Linked DNA regions of Mus musculus: region 1 is linked to region 2. Evidence: chromatin loops called from intact Hi-C (ENCODE). Cell type or tissue: left cerebral cortex. All regions are shown on one strand. Links, peaks and the distances in the headings refer to the core of each region. The heading gives the core; the rest is flanking DNA. Region 1 holds the start of Pde7a (phosphodiesterase 7A). Region 2 overlaps Dnajc5b (DnaJ heat shock protein family (Hsp40) member C5 beta).

Region 1 (6,930 bases), core at 1-2,500, 220 kb before region 2:
AAAGTAAAATTCTTCCTCTTTATTCTAAATCTGGCAACCAAATTTAACCCAACTAAAGAGCTGAGCCAAGGACGTCACAGAAAAAAATTTTTTTTTTTTTAATGTTCAACAGCAACTGGTGTTGGGCCATCGGAAACAAAGTCCTTTGTGAATGCTCATCAGTGGTTTCTGAACTAAAGCCGCCTTTATCAAGCGAGAAAACTGATTGGAAACCATCAACTTTGCACACTAGTTCCTGACACCTAGGCCCCTTCCCTACAAAGCAGCAGTTCGCAGTTCGGGTGAGGACCACAATGGGACCACTAGGCCTATTGTTCTGAGAAACTCAGCACCCGCAGCGCTGCAAGGCTCGAGAACCTGCACAGGTGTGGGGGAGGGCTAGGGGGTGGGGGGCGAAAAGGTGAGCTCAGGGTCATGACTAAGGGGACAAGAGGCCCAACTGGTAGGAGACACAGAGAAAGGAGGGGAGGATAAAGTCATGGCTTGGGGCTACCAGCGGGCGTGACGGGTTAGCCGCGGCGAGGGTCGCAGAGGCCAGGGGCACCGAGCACAGCCGAGGGTGAAAGACTCCGGGAAGGGGAGGCCAGCCTACCGAGGCGGGAACAATGGCCCGAGTCCCTCCAGAAGACAAAAGCACCGAGCTGCGGGCCCCGGGGCGGCGGTTACCTGCGAGAGCTGCCGGGGATGCGGGCAGCCGAAGAGCGCGGAGCTGGAGCTGAAGCTGATGGCTCCTCGGCGGCTGAGGACGTGCTGGGGGACCGGCCTGTCCAGGGGCAGCACCGGCAGCTGGTAGCATACTTCCATTGAACACGTCCGCCTTGGATCCGCGCGGCGCCCGCCAGTCCGCGGTCGCCCGCCCCTGCGCTACGAGGGGGCCGCGCCGCGGGGACCCGGGGCCGAGGCGCGCGCGGGGCGGGCGGCGCTAGTGGCCGCCGACGCCTCCCGGCCCTCCGCGCGGCTGGCGGCGGGAAGGGCTGCAGCGGGCTCGGGAAGCCGGGCGGGCGGCGTTAAAGGGGAACCCGCCGCCCAGGCGCTCCGCGGCGCGAGAGCTGGCCCGGGCCGCGAGCACGGGCGCGGAGCGTAGAGCAGTTCGGCCGCCGGAGCCCTGCCCCCTCCCCTCCCCCGAGCCTCACTCCGCTCCGCCGCCGGCGCGAGCCCGGCGTAATTCACACTTTGCAGCAGCGGACCCTGCGCCAACCACGGCCGCCGCCACCGTGACGTCACGACGCCGCGCCGCATGCCCCGCGCCCCGCGCCGCCGCCGCGCCCAGGAGCCCGCCGGCTGTCCGGACAGGGCTGCTCGCGTCCGCTGCGCTAGGCGCCGCGCCGCGCCGCGCCGCGCCCCGCGCCCCCCCGGCCCCTCCCGCCTCCCCGCAGCTCCCTCCCCGCAACCCGCGGCGCGTGCGCAGGAGAGTTACGTGGGGCATCCTCGGGCGCACCGACCCGGAGTTTGTTCGGCCTACCGGATCGGCGCTGTTTCGTCCGACAGATCCAAAATGCCCAGAGCACCGGGCGCCCTCTCCGTGCTCCGCCCGTCGGGGCACCGCGCGCGTCCCCTGTGGAATTCCCGTACTAGGGCGTCGCGGGAGGCCGCTGCGGCGGTGACGCCAGCAGATCTCGGGGGCTCAGTGCTCCCGCTATGTCACCGTCCGTGCCCTACCTAGGCAAGGTTCCAGTGGCTTCCCTTGGCAAGTGAGGCCCCAGACTTTCGGGGCCTGCAGAGCAGAAAAAGACCAAAAACTCCCGAGCGAGAAGGAGGGTCTTTGGATGGAGAAAAGTGAAATTCTGCAACCAAGAAAATGAGAAATGACGATATTGGGAAGACAAAGATGACAAAGAGACCAAAAGTTCCCCTAGCCAACCATCGCCCTTCTTTGTTAGTGTTTGCTGGCTAGGATGTAAGAGAGCTTTTCACCTGTTTTGGTAAGGTGAGGATATAATTTGCTTGTTCTTTTAAGTTTCTGCCCCAAACTGCCAAAGCTTTTCTGCAGGAGCCGACTGTTTCTGATGCTTTGAGCATCAGATACTTTTAGCATGAACGAGCTCCACACCCCCACCCCCACCCCCGCCCCCTGGCAAAATAGATTTGGATCATTTCTCAGGGCATCTAGTCTCCCAGTTATTTAAGATTGGCAAGGTGGCAGGTCTTAGAAGAAGTACAGTGCTGAGCCTGGGCTTAATGATGCTATAAATTGAGTACCGAGTGTACATGATCAGATAAACGGACAAAGGTGGAAGGTGTATTCTTTTATTATTTAAACCTCGTGCCCCTGTGTATTTTCTACATGCCAGGTCTTCATCATGTTTTACGATCCGTTCTGTGTCATGGAATTTGCCTTCACTAGATGAAGAAGCACTAATGAGATTCTTTTAGTGCAGCAACTGATCTCACTGCTTTTGAAATCCTAATTAGTCCCTGTAGTAGATGTGTTAAGCATCTCACTTGGGATTACACCGAGCACTGTGGGCCACTTAGTCTTCAGAAAGTCGTTTATCAGCTGACTAAATTGGAAGTAGATTCCTAGAAACAAACTTGCCCTACACCTAGGACAGATAAATCTCAAGAACTAACCTCAAGTGATATGTACGGACATGGTGGTACAAACCTGTAATCGCTGCCTTTGGAAAGCTAGGGCAACACGATGAAGAGTTGAGAGTTAAAGATAAGCTCAAGTATCATAGTGAGTTCAAAACCAGGCAGACTACATAGTGAGATTCTATCTCAAACAACAACAACAAATTTGAGTACCTCTACACAAAGTTGATACTGGTAAAATTTCATTGAGTAAAATATACCACATTTAGTAATATCCAAATATTTGATTAATTAAATAATAAGACTCACTACTAAATAGGCAACTAAACAGTACATTTCCAGTAAGGTCTATTTCAGGGTCCTTGTTTGAGCCAAGAGCCCTGGCAGGTATTTTATATACAGTATTTTTACCCAACACATAGTAATTTGATCTTATTTATACAAATGAGCAGTCCCTTTCCAAAACTAAGTCACTTCCTTAGTAAACGCTGGTCTGACTTGAGAGCCATGTCTTCCACCATAGCATGCAGTATTATGTTTTCTGTATTGTTGGGAAGGCATTAGGGTGCATCAGAGGAACTCCAGAAAGGGTGAGGGGAGATGTTAAAGAGAGATTTCAAGAGATTGGCTCAAGATTGCTAAAGCTGATGTCTAGAGAGTAGATGGACAGACAGACAGTAATAGTGGACTTTGCATTCTGGGATCTGAAACTGATAAGAGAAAACTGCCAGGCTGAAAAGATAGGCAGGATTTCTTTCTATGCTGGAGTCTTCAGAAAGAAAGTGCAAATCTTCACTCTTAAACCCTTTAACAGAATAGACAAGGCCCAGCCACTTTGAAGAGGGTAATCTGCTTAACATCTAGAGATTAAGTGTTGCCAGCATCTTGACCTATGTTGGGCCAAACAACTGGATGTTACAGCCTAACCAACATGGCACAAAATGAACCACCACAGAGAGAAACTTTAAACTTAAGTAATGAAAGAAATCCCTTTACCTAAAGCAACAAAAAATAAAGAAATAGAAAAGAAAATCAAGATCCATACAAAGGATGCTTTTATACTTTTATATGCTAGTATGTTTTATACTATACTATACTATAATGTAGTGGAATACACAAGACTTGGATGTTTAACAAGAATGTCCTCTGAATATACAGACTTACAGCACTTTAACATGACCATGGAACATAACATAGTCCAGTGTATTTTAAACAAGATGATTCTAAAACTGCCCAAAGAAGATGGTTACTTAGTACAGTGCTATGAAATAGCAAAGTATGAATATGGATCAAAGAAGCAGAATCACTAAAAGTGGTGCAAAAAGGATTTATTGTAGAGATGTGTTACTATACCAGGCTTTCTGATGGAGAAGCTGGTGTGGTAAGGTTAGGAAGGAATGATTACAGGCTTATAGAAAAGCCACTAAAGTGGCAGCAGGGAGGGGACCTAGTAAAGAGGTTTATGAAAGCCTTCAGCTTCAATGTCTGGTAGTGAGTGTGAAGTCACTAGGCAGCTGCAAAGAAGTCAGAGGCTTGGACAAGTTGTGATCTATGAGAAGAAAATTGGAACCCTTGTTGTTTCCTCACTGTGTCTCACCCCAGTGACCCAGAAGATGCTCGTGCTGTTAGCTAAGGAGCTAGCCCTGGACACAGAGAATAGAGATGCTTCAGGCCTGGGGTACTACTCCTTACCATGAGGCAAGTTGACAGAACAAGACATTTGCACAATGTCTACAATGTTCTATAGACCTTCCACATATAATGACTTCATATCCACCTTTCAAATCTTGCAAGTCTTTGCTATGGGTAGCTGAAACCAGAGCCATAAAAATGGGGCATGGGGGATGGGGAAGAAGGCAACGTCTGGGAAATGCAGACCTAGTTAGCAAAATTGATTATCAGGGCAGAATCACTCCAGATCTATCCATGTCACCCTGACATCCATGATCACTTAAGCATTTCATACTTCTTCCTGGAATATGTAGCTTTCTCTTGTACAGCTCTAGCCAGATCATTCCCTATCCAAAAGAGATTATAAGGTCTTTGAGTTACATTCATTCCTACATGTGGCAAATGACAGAACCTCCCTAATATTCTGAAACTTAAAAACTAGCGTATAAGGCTACCTAGCATTAACCAGTATTGGAAGAGTGAGATAGAGAGAAGTAGAAAATAATTGATTAAGATGTACAGATCTATGTCAAAATACTCATACCTCTTGTCGTCTGTCCTTGTAACTGCATGTGCTAGTGTTCAGATGACTATCACTCATAAATGCCATCTCTCTCTCTATCATGACCATTGCATACTCAGTTTGCCTTCAGGAAATGTCTTAGCTGGTAAGGTTCCTTGCCTTATGAGTGGACCAAACCTTCCCTGAGCAATCTATTATAGGAAGTATTATAGTTTACCCACAGAGTCTGAACACCAAGTACCAAGCACAGTGCTAAAGTCTCCTGCATTTCTTCTTTGGCTGTGTAGCTATGGAGATGACATAAGCATCCCCTCCTGGCTCTGAGAGTTAACTAGGAGTCCAGAATGGTCCAGAATGGCCAAGTGGCAGCCTCAGCTTCCAATATAACTGAACTCTTACTATAAGCCCCAGGGGGAAATTCTCTTCTAGAACATTCAGAGGGAGCAACAACTCAATTTTGGATTTATACTTTTCATAACAATGAAGAATTAAACATCTGCTATTTTGGCAACCAGCTTCTAGCCATTTGTTATAGCAGATCTGGGAAACATACAGGAATGATACTCAGTTCTAATTCTGGGTCAGAACAGGTTTTAAGCTTCTTCTAGATTCATTTCTCTGTGCCAAATATAAAATTGTCCCCTACCCATGACAGAGCTGCTACACATGAACTCATAGCATCTGAGGCTGCCTGTCCAAGACCAGCACGGAATCAAGCCAATCCACATTCCTACATCTGTGTGTGTGTCTGAGGTAGGGGGCGCTCATGAGGCCCCACTGCTAGCTCATAGTTATTGGTAGATAATGGCTGCTTAAAGAAGGAGAGTCAGTTTTCTTAAGAGGTGTTGCCTCTCCTCTTAAAGGTTATCTATGCTCTGTGGCCTGGCCCTACATTCATGTGCATTTGGGCATTACTAATTGGACTCAAGTTTGTAAAGAGAAAAAAGAAAAAAGGAGTGGGAGGAAAATATGGGGGGATCTAGAAGAAGTTGGAGAGGGGACGGTGTGTGGGGTAAAAGGGCCAAAAGATTCTCACTTGACCCCAAAACTAGGGCCAAGAAACAGCTGAACTTGCCACAGAAACCCAAAAATCCCAACAATCCCACCCTGAAAAGCACCCCCCCACCCCCCCACCCCCCCCCACCCCACCCAAATACCAAATAAACTGTGACCTCTGTTCAGCTCCCTGCTGCTTTTCTCAGAGCAGAGGCAGCACCCTCCTTGGTTTTTCCCTTCCAATAGATCTCGGGTTGTGCAGTGTGACTTTGTGGCATTCCTTGGCTCCTGCTTGGCAGGATACTTCTTTGTCCAAAGCTGTAACTTTTTCACCAGAGCAGAGCTTTTCCTGGGGAAACCTGTCCCTTCCAGAGCAGAGCCATAACACTTCAGGTGGAGAAACCTTCTCTTTTCCTGCAGCCCTAGAGAACTGTAACACTTCTGTAGGAGAAGCCTTTCCCGGCAGAGCTGCAACGTTTACACAGTGGGGAGTTGATTAGATCAAATTACATTGGGACATATATGAAATTCTCAAAGAATAGGAAAAAAACCTTTAAAAATATAGGAAGATTTTAAAATGGGAAAGTTGTTTTGTTTTGTTGTTTAGGGCACTGCAGAAAACACATCTGCTTAATTAAAGGATTTGGGAGACCTGACAGAAAGGGATCACAAATTTTATTCTCTAGTTATAAATATTGAAACGACTGTGTGATATTTACATTCTCTTTCTAAAAACAGGCTCCTCTCTTGCTATCTCTGGGAGAATAGTCATGAAGAGCAGACGGCCCTTTCCTTCACTGTCCATGAATGGCCATGTAAATGTTGAAAAGAATGAATCTTAGAACAACAGATCTTTTATAGTGCACCTAAAAATGGATTACTAAGCAGTTTTTATCAACTTTTTTATTTTTAAATTATATGTACATGTGTGTGTGTGTTCATATACATGACCAAAAGTCCCTGATGACATGGGCACTGGAAAGCACGTCCTCTGACTGTTACACAGTTTTCATCACAAGTATCATTGAATTGAATGGTCACTTGTATATAAAATGGTGACATTTGGGGCTAAAGAGATGTCTCAACAGGTAAAGACACTTGCTAGCAACCCTGACGACCTAATTTCAATCCCAGGACACACATGGTAGAAGAGAGAACAACCTACTCCCACAAGTTGTCCTCTGACCTCTACATATGTACTGTGA
Region 2 (6,996 bases), core at 1,483-3,982:
AATAAGGATGGATGAGACTTTTGTTCTTTGGGAGCTAAAATACAAACGCCCTCTAGAGGCGGAAGGTGTTCTGCAATGAGTTCACAGAATGGCTTTAGGTTTCATTGTGCTGGGGAGGCGACTCCACCTTTAAGTCTCCGGAACCAAGTTTGGGAGCAGCGTAGGCTCCACCTGAGATTGTCACCAGTATGCTGTTTTTTCCTGTGACTTTCTTGTGTGAGCATTTGTGGCTGCTTAGACTAGAGAGTAAACGATTGTTAGCTGGGTGAACTGGGTGCCTCTGGACAAAAGGCTTATGTGACGCTAGAGAGAGAGTTGTATCAATATAGCAAACCATTAAAATAGCCCTTTATTATTTCCCAGTAATTTTAACTCAACCTTACACCAAAAAAAGACATTGAGCTCTGAAAGAAGCCATTCAGTAGGTAAGGCAAGCAGAGAAATCCTGCTGGAAGCACAGGGCTGTTCCACAGTCGAGTTGGCTGAGCCACGCACCAGCTAATGAAGGGTGGAGGCTGCGTAGTTCAGTGTCTCGATGCTCTGTAATAGCAGACTGTATGGTCATGTATGTTTTATTTGGCCTTTGTTATGTTTTCCAAAGGGATAACCAATTGGCTGATAAAGTAACAAATGAAAAGTAACCTGACTCCACTGACCTGTGCAACCCAGCAGGAAGGATGGAAAAGAGGGGCCCTTAGCCTTGCCACAGTAGGACGGGTATGGAGTAGAGCTCCGTTCCTCGCTGCCTCTGTCTCCTGTCTCTCTGCACATCTGTTTCCAGACTTGGTGAAAACAGCAAGTTCTTCCCGTCGGAGGACAGAATTGGAGTCATAGGAACAGGTACCCTGAGATATTGGAAACACGGCAGAATTGCCCCATTTTCAGGTTACTGTCTATATAAATACTGATGCAATTAAGAAGCATTTATGTCCAAATAGCAAATTGATGATTATGCTAGGAACAGTGGTTATTTTTAAGACATGGCGTGTTATTTAGACTGTGAAAGTTCTGTGCCACCAAATTGAATTCAAATGAAGAAATAGATGTCACAACAAATGGCACAGCTTGCTCATTTCCTCAGTAACAGGCACTGTAGGGTGTTCTCTGTGTTGAACCAGCTATTCTCCTGGCCCACACTAATTTCTTCTAGTTATGAAAGAACCATGCTATGAAAGGCATAGTTTGATTTTTTTTTATTTTTCATAATTCACATAGTAGTGGTAGATGAAGTTTCTGCTTTAAGAGGAAAATCTTGTTTTGATGTGTAAGAATACCCTTAGACACCTGGGATTAGAGCATCTAGGATATTAGTTTCATGTGACGCAGCACCCATCTCCAGTACAGCTGAACCTCCTTTCAGTTCTAACTATGGTCCAGAAGCAGGCATGCAGTTTGGTAACAGTGGTCACTGCTCTAAGTTGTTATGATGCTAGTAGAATTATAATGCAGCCAGACAGAAAGTCAGTTTACTGTGAACTTCATTTCAGAAGATCAAGTATTATGTATTGTGTGATCCAGTGTCAACTACTTGATGACTTCGCAAGGCAACATTTCCCCCCATTGGATGGCATATAGCTAAAGGATAATGAGTAACTGTAAGGATGTGAATTTTGCATAGGAATATTAGAATTTAGAAGTATTGAAAATACTTTATGAAGATTAAATTTACACACAGGTTTAAATATTGTTATAGGCCCATTATTCATTTATGGTGGTTTAGGAAGAGGTTTTTTTTTTTTATAGGCAAGCTTAGCTACTGTTTCTAGGTTTCTATGTAATACTCTGAGACAAAATGGCACCTGCATAGATAATATATGAAGAGTCTGGTTTTGAGCCCAGCAAGAGATGCTGTGGCTACTTACTCGAGGAGAAAGTTCATGGTTTGCCTGCGCCTTTCAGAGCCAGCCAACTAACAAACACATTGGCCAAGTCTTCATTATGTTCTACACAGTGCAAATTCCTCATGCATTTTAAAGTACCTTAATTGAGAGACATTGTAGGCCTAAGGAGAGATCTTTAGTACATAAAGCAAAGAAGGCATAAAATGCAGTAAATTCCACACCATCCATTTGAGTATGGGTCAACTGATAGCATAAGGCAATAGCACACTATTAGATTTAACTTAGCAGAATAAATTATAACACAGATTTCTAAAGAAAACGCTGATTTGAAAAACCCCATAAACTGAAGGATCGCCATGCCTACCTGGATATAGATTTCCATGTAGGAAACCGAACAGTGAAATCCGTCTTGGTTTTTGCACTGGGAAGAGGAATATGGAAGCATGGGCCGGAGACAGGCATTTGCCATGATGATGTTTCCAGGACTTCTCTGGAAGGCTTAGGGATAGGCCTATCTCTCTTTTTCACTCCAGGGACAATTTTGAAGGCAGACGCCTTAGGAGAAAATAATATTACAGTGGTGTCTGAAGATATTGCCAGGATCGCTTGCCTGCCTTACCCTCAGTGGAAATTCTGCTGAATCGGTATGCAAGCACACTGATCTCTCAAAACCTTAGGCATCCCGTGTAAAATGTGAGAATGCTAATGACTAGGATGTTGTACTCACAGATACAGATGCTGGTATGCTTGGTAAAGTAATACTGATAACCAAATTTAACACACTCACCTCCTGTCACGGACTGGCCAGCAGGGGGAAGCATTGAGAACCAGGCTCTTTGGGATGGAAGGTGAAGAGGGCTTTTTCATAGCTGACAGGGGCAAGTTTAGCAAAGACCAAAAGAATGGGAGGGGTATGTCTTCCAGAGTCCTGAGAGCAGCCGTTGAATTATTTGGAGATGCTTCTTTCCTACTTGTTAGGGTTACAAACTCGTCTACAGGCAGACGTTCCTAAAACTTTATGTGATTCATGAATTTCTGCTTCTTAATATTTCTTCTCCTATCTTCCTTTGGGAACTCCCTCTTAGTCAACAAACTGGCTCACTGTACGTGCTGAGCAGTGAACCTATCATGACAGCTATCATGGATACAGCTGCAAGGCACTCATAGCCCTGGTCAGGCACAGTGTGAGGCCACATGGTCACTGTCCTCACATTCAGAGTTCTTTTGAGGAATGAATGAGTTACTGGCTGTGAAGGTCTTTTATGAGTCGTGAAGCATCTTACCCAGCACAACACACAAAAGAACACTAGCTTTAGAATCAGGTGGTTCCAAACTCAACACTCACCAGTGCAAACATGACCAGTTTAGTTTTACTAGACTCACTTTTATCACTAAAAAACAAAACAAAACAAACAAACAAACAAAAAACCCTGGCACAATGACATAGGCATTCACACTTGTGACCAATTGGAAGCTACCAACTCATGCTAAATGGCTTCATAAACTGATATACAATATACAAATTATTGACTTACTATGATTAAAACAGTAAAAGGCTGTCCACTGTGAGTTTAACCTCCTGATGTGGGCGGTGTCTAGAGAGCAGATATTGCTGAAGGGCTGACTTCCTGTAATTCCATTTTCCATGATGATGCATGAACTCTGGGTGTTTATTATTTTAAAGAGAGATATAGTTATCCTGTGAATCAAGTAACTTACATTAACATACACACCTATGCCCTCCCTGTGGGCAGACTTCAGAGAATGGCAACTTTTCACTGGGATGCCAATATATTTGTTTACTGTGAATTCTGTTCCTCAAAGAAGACCCACTTTGGAGCCACACCAGAATCAGAAGGTGTGGAAGGAGCAAGAAGTGAGATGAAACAAATGATTCAGAGCCCCAGGCCATCATGTGGCGAATGAGACTTAGATTCCTTCCTTGGTTCTGCCTCAGACCATCATGTGGGTAATGAGACTTGAATTCTTTGGGTCTTCCCCTTAATGATGTGTGGATGACACAACAAGCCTTCATCTATGTATCTGCCTTTCTGTACATGTCTATGTCTGTTATAGTTTGAATGAGAAATGTCCCCCATACCCAGATTAACACTTGCTCTCCAGCTGGCAGTGCTGTTTGGGAAGGCTGTGGCACCTTTAGGAGGTAGAGCATCCCTGGTGGAAGTAACTCACTGGTGGTGGGCCTTGAGGGTTTGTAGACTGGCCCTGCTTCCTGTTCATTTTCTACTTTCTGAGTATGGCTGTAGTGTGACTAGCCAGTTTCCTGCTCCTGCCAACTTTCCCTGCCTGTTGTCATGTCTTCCTTGCTATGAGAGACTGAACCCCTAAAAAAACTGTAAGACAAAACAAATTCTTTCTCCACTAAGTTGCTTTTGTCAGAGTTATTTCATCACAGCAACAGAAAGTAAGACCAAGACAACAACTGATTACTCTTAAAAACAACACAAAGGGAACCTGGTTCCATCAGTTTTATTATTCGGTTATCTGTGGGTTTCCATATGGTCTTAAAAGCCCAGGAAACATTTATCTACTTAGGATAACAAATCTGAGGCAGCTCTTCCCACATCCATCATGCCCTGACCTCTTGGTTTGAATTCCTGCAGTCTTCCTCTTGGACGTTCTTCAGTGCTGATACCAGGATCAAGTGATATGACACACACAGAGATGCCCTGACACACAGAAGATATTCTGTAAATGCTGGTTCCCTATTCTCTGTTCCCTTCATGCCACAAACTTTAACAGCCTTATTGGTCAGAATGCGTCCACAAACCAGGACTGGGAACTTAAGGAGCACAGAGTCCAGTAGTGAAGAGAGACATGAGAGTGAGTAATCACGTTCCACCGAGCATAACAACTATACTGTTCCCCAACCCACAAGCTGTGGAGATACACCTGCCCTCACTGTGTTGTGTACTGCTTTGCTTGGCAGTGTAATATATGCAACCATAGGATCCATTATCATCCCACACAAATCCTTCCTGAAGAAGAATTTGGGGGTTGAAGGTCTACTCTTCACTCTCAATGTCTCCATTAGCTTTATGATACCACACCTAGTTTATAACTCTATCATTGGTGGTTTGCTTAATCACACCTAACATATGTGTACTACAACTTGATGCCTCTTTCCATCCCCATCCTTCCTGCCCTTTAAGGTGTTGCACCTCTCTGGCATCCAATGGTCCCAAGCATTTCCAAGCATCCCCAGGGCTATAGCAAATGCTTTCATAAGTAAGAGTGAGTCACCGGAGACTTATCCTTCTCTGATCAGGCAACAGTGTTGCCTAACTGCTCTGCTAATCCTCTGCCTCTGCTTCTCCTGGGGAAAAACTCAGGCCTATGTGTGCTGGAGGCTGCTTCTCCCAGTAAGGTGGTTTCTAGGATCTGGGTCTTTGTCCTCTTTAAATCCTTAACAAGCATTTGGGGATATCTCTCTCTGATGTCTGGCTTCTTTCTCCAGAGGAGCCCAGAAATACTTCGTTGGGTAGGGGATCAGTGACCACTGTGTGTTCTGGATTCCATCCTCTCTGTGCTGGGTCCCATTTTGAAGTAGGCCCTCCCTTATGTTTTAGCCTTCAAACCCAGAAGTCCCCTTCAGTAGATAATCAGGAGCATCCTTAGGCTGGAGAGATGGCTCAGCCGTTAAAGCACTTGTGCAGAAGCATGGGGCCTGAGTGGGTCTCCAGAACTCACTAAAACCAGGTGGGCATGACAACCAGACTGTAATTCCAGCACTCAGAAGGTGGAGCTGGCTCTCCTGAGCAAGGAGCTTACAGAGACTAGCTGTGTGGATGAGCTCTGAGTTCTACTGAAACCTCCCCCAATCAATAGAATAGAGAGTGATTGAAGACTCTTAAATTTACCTAAGTTGTATAGAAAGAGGGCAGGACTCAGGCTTCACCTTCACTGTGATGGAGTCCTGAACATTTCCACGGATGCTTCCTTTTCTTGAGCCATCGAGTCAGTTTTCATAAAGGACCTGTGTTTTGGGTGTAATGCTCAGGCTCAGACAGCACATCTCCCAAACAGAATCACTCCTCTAGAATCTGGATCATCTCTAATCCAAAATTCTGGTTTTATTATTGGCTTTTTTCCCCTTCATGTTTGATATTTGCCAGCAACATCTGCAAACAGTTTGTTCGCATTTCAGGCTTGAATAGCTAATCAAGTTGCCTTAGATGGGTACTACCATAAACTGTTTAGCAGATTACCTTCAGCAACCTTTAATTCTTTTCCTCCCTCTTAAACATCTCTAAGCCCTGATAAGTGGTACATTAGAAGCCAAGCCTGGTAATGTATGCTTGGAATCCCAGCCCTTAGGAGGCTTAGTAAGAGAGCTGCTGGTTCAAGACCAGCTTGGGCTGTACAGTGAGAGAGTACATTTGTTTTTTTTTTTCTTCAGTATTCTAGCACTATCCATTAATTTATGGGAGCTATGATATCCTAATTAGCTTTAGTTGTTGACTTGACTCATCCTAGAGTCACTTGAGAAAGAAACCTCCATTGAAGAATTGCCTATGGGCATGCCTGTGGGTGGTTATCTTGATTGTTAACTGATGTAGGATGGTCTGGCTCACTGCAGGCAGCACCATCCCCTTGGTGGTTGGTGCTAGGATATATAAAAAGCTAGCTAAAATACATACAAATAACCTTATACAGAATGAGCAGATTCCACTTATGTATTTAGAAATGTATATGTATGTAAATATACAAATGTAACAAGAAAGGACAGATTTAAGAAAAATTTATTTCTTAATATATAACACAATGTATTAACCTGACTGGGAGGAGATTCCCCAGGAATCACCATAGGTACTTGAGAGTGTGAGGTACTTGGGAGTGTGATGGTTTGAATGAAAATGACCCCCCCCCCAGGCTCATAAAAATGGCACTATTAGAAGGTGTTGGCTTGTTGCAGAAAGGGTGTCACTGTGAGATTGGCTTTGTGGTTTCAGAAGCCTAAGCAAGCTGGACTCAATGTCTCTCTCTCTTCCTGTTGCTTGCTTATTCAGATGCAGATCTCTCAGCTACCTCTCCAGTATCATGTCTACCTGCATGACACCATGCTTCCTATCATAACCATAACGAACTAAACCTCTGAAACTGTGAGCCAACCTCAACTAAATGTTCCCCAATA

The links. Hi-C counts contacts between places; a loop is a spot of excess contacts. Peaks named below come from ENCODE experiments on the same cell type or tissue, not always from the same donor. Only the 100,000 strongest peaks of a DNase experiment are listed, where the experiment ranks them.
Region 1: a loop joins it to region 2, with 6 times the contacts of the local background. A loop is called at or near these places in 19 of 42 quality-filtered maps.

Annotation. Positions count from the first base shown.
Region 1 is chr3:19,310,198-19,317,127 of GRCm38, forward strand. Pde7a (phosphodiesterase 7A) reads right to left here and starts at 1,125. Exons shown (of 13, transcript NM_001122759.2): 1 at 667-1,125. The coding sequence starts at 804. In left cerebral cortex, for the core only: CTCF peaks have their summits at 1,556 and 1,763; DNase peaks (open chromatin) are centred at 223, 864, 1,235, 1,993 and 1 more place; H3K4me3 peaks cover 2,417 bases; H3K27ac peaks cover 1,780 bases.
Region 2 is chr3:19,530,532-19,537,527 of GRCm38, forward strand. The region is part of intron 1 of Dnajc5b (DnaJ heat shock protein family (Hsp40) member C5 beta); the gene reads left to right. Among named protein-coding and RNA genes, the nearest start is that of Dnajc5b, 25 kb to the left of the region's middle. In left cerebral cortex, for the core only: a CTCF peak has its summit at 2,653 (motif pointing right); a DNase peak (open chromatin) is centred at 2,652.